Linked DNA regions of Homo sapiens: regions 1 and 3 are each linked to region 2. Evidence: chromatin contacts called from ENCODE Hi-C or POLR2A ChIA-PET data. All regions are on one chromosome and are shown on one strand. Each heading gives the region's core, a stretch centred on a gene start or an enhancer-like site at or near the end of the contact. The rest is flanking DNA. Distances are from core to core; before and after follow the strand shown.

Region 1 (3,366 bases), core at 469-2,968, 180 kb before region 2:
TAGGGTGAAACCCTGTCTCCACTAAAAATACAAAAAATTAGCCGGGTGTGGTGGCAGGCGCCTGTAGTCCCAGCTACTCGGGAGGCTGACGCAGGAGAATGGTCTGAACCCAGGAGGCGGAGCTTGCAGTGAGCCGAGATCGCGCCACTGCACTCCAGCCTGGGCGACAGAGAGAGAGTCTGTCTCAAAAATAAAATAAAATAAAATATTAGCCAGGTGGAGTGGCGGGCACCTGTAGTTCCAGCTACTTGGGAGGCTGACGTGGGAGAATCACTTGAACACAGGAGGCAGAGGTTGTCGTGAGCCAAGATTGCACCACTGCGCTTCCAGCCTGGGTGACACAGTAAGACTTTGTCTTAAAAAAAAAAATAGTTCTGGAGATGTATGGTGGTGATGGTTGCCCAACAGTGTGAAGGTACTTAATGCCATGAAACCGTACAGTTAGTTGCGATGGTAAATTTTACATGTATTTTAGCACAATTAAAATATACGTATATAATACATCTATCTATGCATCTAAACCAGATGCTGCGAGACAGGAAGAGGAGCTGGTGAAGGCATGCAGTGCTGGAAGGGTCCTGAGGGGGACGGTCCCTGCCTAGGGTCCCCTGCGCAGCCTGGGAAGGCTGGCCACTGCTGTCTGCAGATGAGCTGGTTGTCCCGGCTGTCCTGGACTCCCTAAAGGCAGGTGCGCACACAACCACTAGAGGGCAGCATGGGCTGGCGAACGGGGAGCCCGGGCATGAATGATTTCAGGGTTCACACGGGTCCTCAACTTCTCCAAACTGCAAGAGGGGAAGGGTCATTCCGGCCCACGCACCACGCAGGGTGGCAGTGAGGCTGAGAGGAGAGAACAGATTGCAAAACTAGAAAGTGTCCAGCCTGGGCCAGGCACGGTGGCTCACGCCTGTAATCCCAGCACTTTGGGAGGCAGAGGCCGGTGGATCACCTGAGGTCAGGAGTTCGAGATCAGCCTGACCAATATGGTGAGACCCTCGTCTCTACTAAAAATACAAAAATTAGCCGGGCATGGTGGCGTGTGCCTGTAGTCCCAGCTATTCAGGAGACTGAGACAGGAGAATCGCTTGAACCCGGAAGGCGGAGGTTGCAGTGAGCCAAGATCATGCCACTGCACTCCAGCCTGGGCGATAGAGCTAGACTCTCTCTCAGAGAAAGACTCTGTCTCAAAAAAAAAAAAAAAAAAAAAAAAAAAAAAAAAAAAAAAGAGAAGGAGACCAAGGTGCAACTTTCTTCGGTTGTCCCGAATCCGGGTTCATCCCACACCAGCCACCTCCACCATGCCGTGAAGTTTGACCCCAGAGAGATCAAAGTTGTATACCTGAGGTGCACTGGAGGTGAAGTCGCTGCTTCTGCGCTGGCCCCCAAGATCGGCCCCCTGGGTCTGTCTCCAAAAAAGGTTGGTGATAACATTGCCAAGGCAACGGGTTACCGGAAGGGCCTGAGGATTACAGTGAAACTGACCATTCAGAACAGACAGGCCCAGATTGAGGTGGTGCCTTCTGCCTCTGCCCTGATCATCAAAGCCCTCAGGGAACCACTAAGAGACAGAAAGAAACAGAAAAACATTAAACACAGTGGGAATATCACTTTTGATGAGATCGTCAACATTGCTTGACACACGTGGCACCGATCTTTAGCCAGGGAACTCTCTGGAACCATTAAAGAGATCCTGGGGACTGCCCAGTCTGTGGGCTGTAATGTTGATGGCCGCTACCCTCATGACATCATAGATGACATCAACAGTGGTGCTGTGGAATGCCCAGCCAGTTAAGAAGCAGAAAGGAAAATATTTCAATAAAGGATCACTTGACAACTGGTGGAAAAAAAAGAAAAAGAAAGAGTGTCCAGCCTGGGCAATGTGGAGAAACTCCATCTCTACTAAAAATAGAAAAATTAGGCAGGGCCAGGCGCAGTGGCTCATGCCTGTAATCCCAGCACTTTGGGAGGCCGAGGCGGGTGGATCACCTGATGTCAGGAGTTCATGACCAGCCTCAACATGGAGAAACCCCGTCTCTACTATAAAAATACAAAATTAGCTGGGCGTGATGGTGCATGCCTGTAATCCCAGCTACTCGGGAGGCTGAGGCAGGAGAATTGCTTGAACCTGGGAGGCGGAGGTTGTGGTGAGCCGAGATCACGCCATTGCACTCCAGCCTGGGCAACGAGAGCGAAACTCCGTCTCAAAAAAAAAAAAAAAGAAAAAAAGAAAAATTAGGCGGGCGTGGTGGTGAGCACCTGTGGTCCCAGCTACTTGGGAAACTGAGTTGGGAGATTCACCTGAGCCTGGGATGCAGAGGTTGAAGTAAGCTGAGATCGCACCACGCCACTGCCCTCCAGCCTGGGCCACAGAGCGAGACCCTCTCTCCAAAACAAAACAAAACAAAAAACTAGAAAGTGAGTGATATGGCTGTGGAATTGCTGCCTCTGTCCTAGAGACACGCCCTTTTGGAGGGAGACCTGTGTCAGCAGACTGAATTCTTCATTGGCTCAAACCCCCACCTGCTAGGAGGGGCCCACCTGGAAGTCCCCATGCTGCTACCCTGCAATTCCATACCTGGGAACCTGGGCACAGTAAGCACAGAATCAGAGCTGGGACAAAGGACAGCATGGTGCACTGGGAGCCCTGAGCCTTTCTGATGGTCACCCTGTCCCCAGAGGCCCCTTTCCCGAGGGCACACCCAGGTGTGAACTTCACCCAGCACAGGCCACAGGCCAGCCCCTCCAGGGCAACCCAAGCCCCTCCCTACCCTGCTAGAGAGACAAATGGTGGGAACCGGGAATTGAATGGGGGGATGGGGAGAGGGGAGGAGGCTGAGCTGATGAGGAAGAATTGCAGGGACTGAGAACATTTTCCAAAAAATGTTCTCCTCACTTTAATGTACAGTTTATGTAACAAAATAATCTATGAAGTAGCAATTTTGACATTGCCAAAGAGGAGGAAGCTGCACATCAGAGAGCTGGTATAACTGCACAAGGCCGCACAGCAGAGACAGGATCAAAGCAGGTCCAGTGAAAATTCTATAGTCCTCCACTACAGACCCACTTCAGAAATCCATATTCTAGAATGTTTCAGAACCCATCGTGTAACACAGGTGCCAATGTCCAACTGAAAAAACCTTTAATGTCTGGAGCTCTGCATCTCTGCATCTTTTTTTTTTTTGAGACACAGTCTCACTCTGTTGCCCAGGCTGGAGTACAGTGGTGCAAATACAGCTCACTGCAGCTTTGATGATGTCCTGGGCTCAAGCAGTCCTCCTACCTCAGCCTCCCAAGTAGCTGGGACCCCAAGCATGCACCACCACACCTGACTAATTTTTTAAATTTTTTGTAAAGATGGGGTTTTAC
Region 2 (3,232 bases), core at 439-2,938:
GATCATCCCACGTTGGCCTCCCAAAGTGCTAGAATTACAGAGTAAGCCACCGCACCTGGCCACAGATCTGATTCTTAAATGGCTTCCCATTAACCTAAAGTTTAAAGTCCTTAACTAGGTTTACAACGTCCCCTAAGACCAGACCACAGCTTGCTGCTGCTTTTTTTTTTTTTCTTTTTTGAGACGGAATCTCGCTCTGTCGCCCAGGCTGGAGTGCAGTGGCGCCGTTTCGGCTCACTGCAACCTCCGCCTCCTGCGTTCGAGCGATTCTCATACCTCAGCCTCCTGAGCAGCTGGGACTACAGGCGCGCGCAAGCACGACCGGCTAATTTTTGTATTTTTAGTAGAGACGGGGGTTTCACCATATTGGCCAGGCTGGTCTCGAACTCCTGACCTCAAGTGATCTGCCCGCCTGGGCCTCCCAAAGTGCTGAGATTACAAGCGTGAGACAACGAGCCCGGCCCAGTCTGCTTCTTTATTTAGCCTGATCTCTCTCTCCTCTCTCTACGAAGATGAGTTTTCTCACAAACTACACCCTTAACTGGGAATACCCGTTTTCCTGCCTCACTCCGCTGAGCTTCCCTTAGATCTTAGCTTTCTGGGGGACAGAAGCCTCCCGGGATTCCCCCTAGGCTGAGTGATGTGTCTCTACTCCGTGCTTCAGAGGAAGGAGGGCTTTCTGCCCTCGCAGCAGTATCAGAATTGCTGATTTACCTGTATGTCTCCCACATGGGTCTCTGAGCTCTGGGTGACAATGGTGATACAATTAATAACAGCAACAAACACACAGCATTTACTTTGTACCCATAAGTGTTCTAGGAGCCTCATTTCCCCTTTATTACAATCTTAGGAGGCTGATTTTATTATCATCTCTGCTTAAAGGATGAATAAACCCAGGCAGAGAGAAAAAGCCAAAAGTGCCTAAGGTCACAGCAGGGAATGGGGATTCAAACCCCGCTGCTGGGCTCCACGGTTCACACTCCTAACTCCAGGATCGAGGATCCTGGAGGATCGAGTCCGCCCGCATCACTCGCTCTAGCTTCACCATCTATCAGGTGCTGAACCACCGTCCGCAGTACGAATGAATGAATGAAATGCTTTTATACAGGGACAGCGTCGGCCTCCTCTGTCAGCTCCTCCTAGGCCCGGGCAGCCCCGCTCCCTCCCGCCCCGGCCGGCCGACAGGAGCTGCCCCGGCACTGCGCTCCCTCGCGGCCGCAGAACGCCCACCCTCGACAGCGCGCGGGGTCAAGGGGCGGTGACAGCCGTGCGGCGGGGGCGGAGATGCTACCAGCTGGGGTGTCATCCAGCCCGGGAGGTGACACGCGCCCCCTCGCCCGGGCGGTCGCCTGGCCGCCCACTCCCCGCCAGCACGCCCGGCGACGCCCCCCGCCCCGCCACCCCACAATCTCCCGCCCAGCGGTGTCCCCTCAGCCCCGGTTGGCGTCCCATTCCACTTCCCTCCCCTCCCCCACACAACCGTCACCGGCGTCCCACCGCGCCCCATCCTCCGCCGCCTCCGCCCCGGCTCCCGGGACTTCCCCGGCCCCGGGCGATTGTTGACACTCACCTGCCATGTCCCGGACCCCACCGCAGAGGGAGGTGCATCACGGCCGCGAGAAGGCCGGGGACGGCACTCCAGAGCAGACAAAGGGCGCCGCCATGTTAGAGTCGGGCGGAACCGACCTCGCAGGCTTCCCGGCTGCAACTTCCGGCGCATGCGCAGCGTCCTCGCTAGGAGAGCGCCCATAGACAGACGCATGCGCCTAGCTATCCAAAAGTTCCACCTTACAGTACTTCGGCGCTCAGAGTTGTCCTCATTGTACCCCTGCCTTGGTTTCTCTTCCAAATATAACAGTAACATCATGTGTTCAGCTCTTACTGTGTGCCAGGCACTGTGTTAAGCGCTTTACATGCATTATCTCTTTAAATCCTCACACCAATTATAAGATAGTATTATTCTCCTAATTTTAAAAAAGGGAAAACAGACTCAAAAAGTGTAAATCAATGTCCATGGTCACATATCTTGTAAGTGGTGGACCGGAGATATGAATCTACTTGTGGCTTCAAAGCTGCAGATCCCAGTTGTGTTTTTCTACCTTCTAAACCGAACATTATCCCCTTCCCTGATTGTCTTGGACGTGAATAAAGGTGTCTGAAAACAAAAGTGTCTGCAGACTTGCATGGCCCCTCCGTGGCCCCTCTTCTACCTTTTTGGTAGCTCTAGGCCACTGACTTCTCCACTTTCTCACAGTCTGAGGGCTTTCTCCTTTGTTTACTTCTAGGCCTGCATATTTTCCATAATCTATAATTTTAACAACACTCTTGCCACTACTGTAAGCTCTTTTGCCCCCTTGCCTTTTTGTCACATGGATTTGGTAAGAATACCAACGCTGTGTGAATCCAAATGCACCTTTTCTCTTTGTTAGCTCCCAAACAGCCAAGCACAGCTGAAGAAAGTATGCAGTGGGGAGACTGTTCCCTAGAGATTCATGTCCACTAGCCTTCAGTGGGATGCAACATATGCCAATCTGGCAACTCACTCCTGTCTTCACAATGGCTAGAGAAACAAAAAAGCCCAGCAGTTGACTTCACCCCTTCTTGTCTTTAGGTTTTTTTTTTTTTTTTGGAGACAGAGTCTCACTCTGTCTTCCAGGCTGGAGTGCAGTGGCGCTGTCTCGGTTCACTGCAAGCTCCGCCTCCCGGGTTCACGCCATTCTCCTGTCTCAGCCTCCAGAGTAGCTGGGACTACAGGCGCCCGCCACAACACCTGGCTAATTTTTTGTATTTTTAGTAGAGACGGGGTTTCACCATGTTAGCCAGGATGGTCTCGATCTTCTGACCTCGTGATCCACCTGCCTCAGCCTCCCAAAGTGCTGGGATTACAGGCGTGAGCCGCCGTGCCCGGCCGTCTTTCTTTTCTTTCTTTTTTTTTTTTTTAGATGGGGTCTCGCTATGTTGCCCGGCTGGACTGAAACCCCTAGGCTTAAGCATCCCATTTCAACCTCCCCAGTAGCTGAGACTACAGGCATGTGCACCCACAACTGGCTAACTTCACCCGTTCTTTTTAACTATATTTTTAATTTTTATTTCAGTAGTTTTTGGGGAACACATGGTGTTTGGTTACATGGATAAGTTCTTTAGTGATGATTTCTGTGATTTTGGGGGACCCATGACCTGAACAGTGTACATTCTACCCAAGGTGTAGTCTTTTTTTTTTTTTTTTTTTTTT
Region 3 (3,708 bases), core at 1,078-3,577, 230 kb before region 2:
TGTCTGCACATGGTGGTCCCTCGATGTGCGTCTGGGTCCTGATCTCCTCCTCTTATAAGGACACAAATCATGTTGGCTTAGGGCCCACCCTCATGACCCCACTTTAATTTTTTTTTTTTTTTTTGAGATGAAGTCTCACTCTGCCACCCAAGCTGGAGTGCAGTGGCACGATCTCGGTTCACTGCAACCTTGGCCTCCTAGGTTCAAGCAATTCTCCTGCCCCAGCCTCCTGAGTAGCTGGGATTACAGGTGTGTGCCACCACACCCGGCCAATTTTTGTATCTTTAGTAGAGATGGGGTTTTGCCATGTTGGCCAGACTGGTCTCGAACTCCTGACCTCAAGTGATCCACTGGCCTTGGCCTCCCAAAGTGCTGGGATTACAGGCATGAGCCACCTCACTTGGCCCAATTTTAACTTAATTATCTCTGTCAAGAGCCTATCTCCATATACAGTCACATCCTGAGCTACTAGGGGGTAGGACTTCAACATGCACTTCTGCAGGGGCCGCAGTTCAGCCAACATCATCTTTTTTTTTGAGATGGAGTCTCGCTTTGTTGCCCAGGCTGGAGTGCGGTGGTGCAATCTCGGCTCACCACAACCTCCACCTCCCAGGTTCAAGTGATTCTCCTGCCTCAGCCTCCCGAGTTGCTGGGACTATAGGTGTGCGCCACCATGCCCAGCTAATTTTGTATTTTTAGTAGAGACAGGCTTTCGCTGTGTTGGCCAGGCTGGTCTTGAATGCCTGACCTTGCCGCCCGCCTCGGCCTCCCAAAATGCTGGGATTACAGGCGTGAGCCACCGCGCCTGGCCTCAGCCAACATCATCTAAGGGCTCTCACGGAGGGCCTCCCAGCTGCCCGCCCTGTGGGCATTTGCACATATCCTGACAAGCCTGAAAGAAGCTCCGGGTGCCCATTGTTCAGTCCAGGTGCCCATTGTTCCCGGGACTGAGGCCCGGGAAAGGGAAGCGACGTGGCAGGGCCAGCAGCAGACCCTGGGCCTTTCTCTAGACTGAGCACCATTCCCCGTGGGTGTGCTCTCAGCGCCGCACCGACCTTCACACTGCAGAGATGGATGCCAACTCCCTGGCAGGGGCAGGACTGCTGCCGAGCAGCCCCACCTGCCCTCCCAGCCACACCCCAAGTCTGTAAGGGCCGCTCCCAGGAACACCTGCTACTGCACACTCCAAACCAATAAAGTTTTATATTTTGTTTACTTCAACGACCCTCCTCTGTGGTGAATCTCAGTCTCCCCCATCCCTGACCCCCACCTTCTGCTCCCTCTGCCCTTTCTGTTTGTGAAAGCAGGATGGGAGCCGTGGTCCACCTGTTCAGCTCCGCCCTGCTGGACCCAGGTGAGGCCTGCCACCTAGTGGACCCAGGGAGGAGCATCAGGAAGGGCGGCCCCGGCCTGTGGGAGGAGAAGGCTCAGGCAGGCTCGGGCTGCAGGAGATTCCACACCGAGTCAGAGCCGGAGGCTTTGGGAAGCTGGAACCAGACCTTACAAAAAGCAGGCAGAGCTGACCTCCTGGCTGTGGGGGAAGAGAGCCCCAGACCTCAGGCTGAGAGGGCACAGCTGATCTCTGGCTATGGGGGGATAGAGTCCCTACTCTCAGACCCTGGGCTGAAGGGTCAGAGCCCACACTTCAGGCTGCAAGAGGACAGGACCCACACCTAAGGCGGGGCAGGACAGATGGAGCCTGGGACTTCGAAGGGGCATTGGGTGGTTCAAGCCCTCAAGGAAGATTGCTATTTTTTTTTTTTTTTTTTTTTTTTAGACAGAGTGTTGCTCTGTTGCCCAGGCTGGAGTGCAATGGTGTGATCTCAGCTCACTGCAACCTCCGCCTCCTGGGTTCAAGCCATTCTCCTGCCTCAGCCTCCCGAGTAGCTGGGATTACAGGTGCCTGCCACCACGCCCGGCTAATTTTTTGTATTTTTAGTAGAGACAGAGTTTTACCATATTGGTCAGGCTGGTCTCGAACTCCTGACCTTGTGATCTGCCCACCTTGGCCTCCCAAAGTGCTGGGATTACAAGTGTAAGCCACTGCGCCTGTCCTCCCTCAAGGAAGATTTCAAGTAAAGTGGATGCCAGACTTTAGCAGGGACAGAGACCAGAGACCAGCCCAGAGACACCTGTCCCTTCACCCCACACTGCCCAAATGGGGAGCCCGGGCAGCAGCTGGCTCCAGGCACCCCGTGTGCCTGGAGCTGGGACCTTGCCCTTCTGGGCCTCGAAGGGTTAACACCCCTGGCTCTCCTCCCCTCCCCTCCCCTGGGCCTTTGACCCCTCCCAGCCTCTCTCCTTCCCTCCACCGACACCTTTGCCCAGTGACGTTGGTCTGTCCTTACGCAGACCTGGCCGGAGGCTGGGGCTCCTTCCGGGGCTGCCATGTTCTCTCTTCCATCCCTCCCCTCCTGGCTCCCCGGCCTCCCCTCCCTCGAGTGGGGCTCTAGCCTCCTTGACTCCCTCCTGCAAGGTGAGCACCTCGCCCCATTCCTGCCTTGGCCCCGCCCCCTTCCAGCTCTTTGCAGTGCAGGGTGGACCCCACCCACCTGGTCTCCCGACACCCCTGCCCCTTGGCCGCCCCCTCTGACCCTACCAATGAAGCCTGCCCTCCTAACACCCCTGCACGCTGCCTCGCTGCCTCCCTCCCGCCCCCTCAGGCCTGATCGGGGCCCTTGGAGTCTTGGTCCTGAACAGCCTCCTGAAAGTTTACTTCTTCGTGGGCTGTGCCAAGTGAGTGCCCACCTCATCCCCCCAGGGAATGTGGCTGGGGGCACGGGGACCCCCACCAGGGGTCGAAGGTGGCAGTTCTGCACCCCTGCCCACACCCATTCTGTCCCCAAAGTGACCCGCAGCGGCGACCCGAAAAGGAGCGGCTTCGGGCCCAGTGGGCCTCCCTGGAAACGGTGCACCTGGCAGGGCTGGCCCTGTTTCTGACGGTCGTGGGGTCCCGGGTGGCTGCCCTCGTGGTGCTCGAGTTCTCCCTCCGGGCCGTGTCCACGCTGCTGTCCCTGGGCAAGGTGAGGCCTCCGGGAAGGCAGTGGGTGGATCACTCCCCAGCCCAGGGCCCGGGCTCACCCCCGGAATGTGGGCAGCAGGGCCCAGGTCCAGCATCCCAGCCTCTTCGCCGTATTTTCCGTAAGACTGAGAACAGAGGCTGCAGGTTGCACCTTTGGGTTTGGTTGCGGAAGCGGCCACACTCACAGTGGACACAGTCCCAGTCCCAAGAAGACAAGAGCGACAGTTTCTGTAGATCCGGCCCCCCAAATGCCAGGCCCTGCGCCGAGTGCACCGTGTGCATCACGTAATCCTCACAGCCACAGGGGTAAAGGTTTGCTCTGATTCCCCATTTCACAGATGGGGAAACTAAGGCTCAGAGAGTATGTGGCTTGTCTATGGTCAACAGATAGAGTCAGGCTTTGGACCCAGGTCTCTGAGACTCTGAACCACCACCCTTCAGCTAACAGATGGGCCCCAAGTACTAAGACATGATTGAAGGCTGGGCGTGGTGGCTCACGCCTGTAATCCCAGCACTTTGGGAGGCCGAGGCAGGCGGATCACCTGAGGTTAGGATTTCGAGACCAGCCTGGCCAACATGGAGAAACCCCATCTCTAAAAACAAAAACAAACAAACAAAAAAATTAGCTGGGCATGGTGGCGGGTGCCTGTAATCCCAGCTTCTTGGGAGGCTGAGGCAGGAGAATT

The links. A loop is a pair of places that touch in the nucleus more often than their neighbours do. ChIA-PET counts read pairs that join two places held with the same protein, here RNA polymerase II (POLR2A). Pooled maps may share reads with other maps.
Region 1: a map of gastrocnemius medialis shows a loop between it and region 2 (3-fold over the local background). The contact joins the enhancer-like site here to the promoter of ZBTB17 in region 2. A Hi-C loop is called at or near these places in 4 of 168 maps with a recorded cell type or tissue (gastrocnemius medialis, heart left ventricle and transverse colon) and 5 of 50 pooled maps. POLR2A ChIA-PET finds 5 or more read pairs at or near these places in 9 of 52 experiments (AG04450, H1, HEK293 and 6 more).
Region 3: a pooled map shows a loop between it and region 2 (2.1-fold over the local background). The contact joins the promoter of TMEM82 here to the promoter of ZBTB17 in region 2. A Hi-C loop is called at or near these places in 1 of 50 pooled maps.

What each region holds. Positions count from the first base shown.
Region 1 is chr1:15,791,498-15,794,863 of GRCh38, forward strand. It overlaps the pseudogene RPL12P14. Among named protein-coding and RNA genes, the nearest start is that of UQCRHL, 14 kb to the right of the region's middle. RefSeq lists an enhancer at 280-780. Within about 2 kb of position 1,719, at least 3 of the 41 ENCODE cell types and tissues checked have a DNase peak (open chromatin) inside an H3K27ac peak, as active enhancers do.
Region 2 is chr1:15,974,413-15,977,644 of GRCh38, forward strand. It overlaps ZBTB17 (zinc finger and BTB domain containing 17), which reads right to left and starts at 1,689. Exons shown (of 16, transcript NM_003443.3): 1 at 1,571-1,689. RefSeq lists enhancers at 553-662, 1,554-2,053 and silencers at 1,083-1,412, 1,453-1,552.
Region 3 is chr1:15,740,172-15,743,879 of GRCh38, forward strand. It overlaps TMEM82 (transmembrane protein 82), which reads left to right and starts at 2,328. Exons shown (of 6, transcript NM_001013641.3): 1 at 2,328-2,476; 2 at 2,664-2,736; 3 at 2,849-3,023. The coding sequence starts at 2,389. SLC25A34 (solute carrier family 25 member 34) reads left to right here. Exons shown (of 5, transcript NM_207348.3): 5 at 1-1,221. It overlaps SLC25A34-AS1 (SLC25A34 and TMEM82 antisense RNA 1), which reads right to left. Exons shown (of 2, transcript NR_149050.1): 2 at 1-51. RefSeq lists enhancers at 1,438-1,507, 1,909-2,689, 3,650-3,708.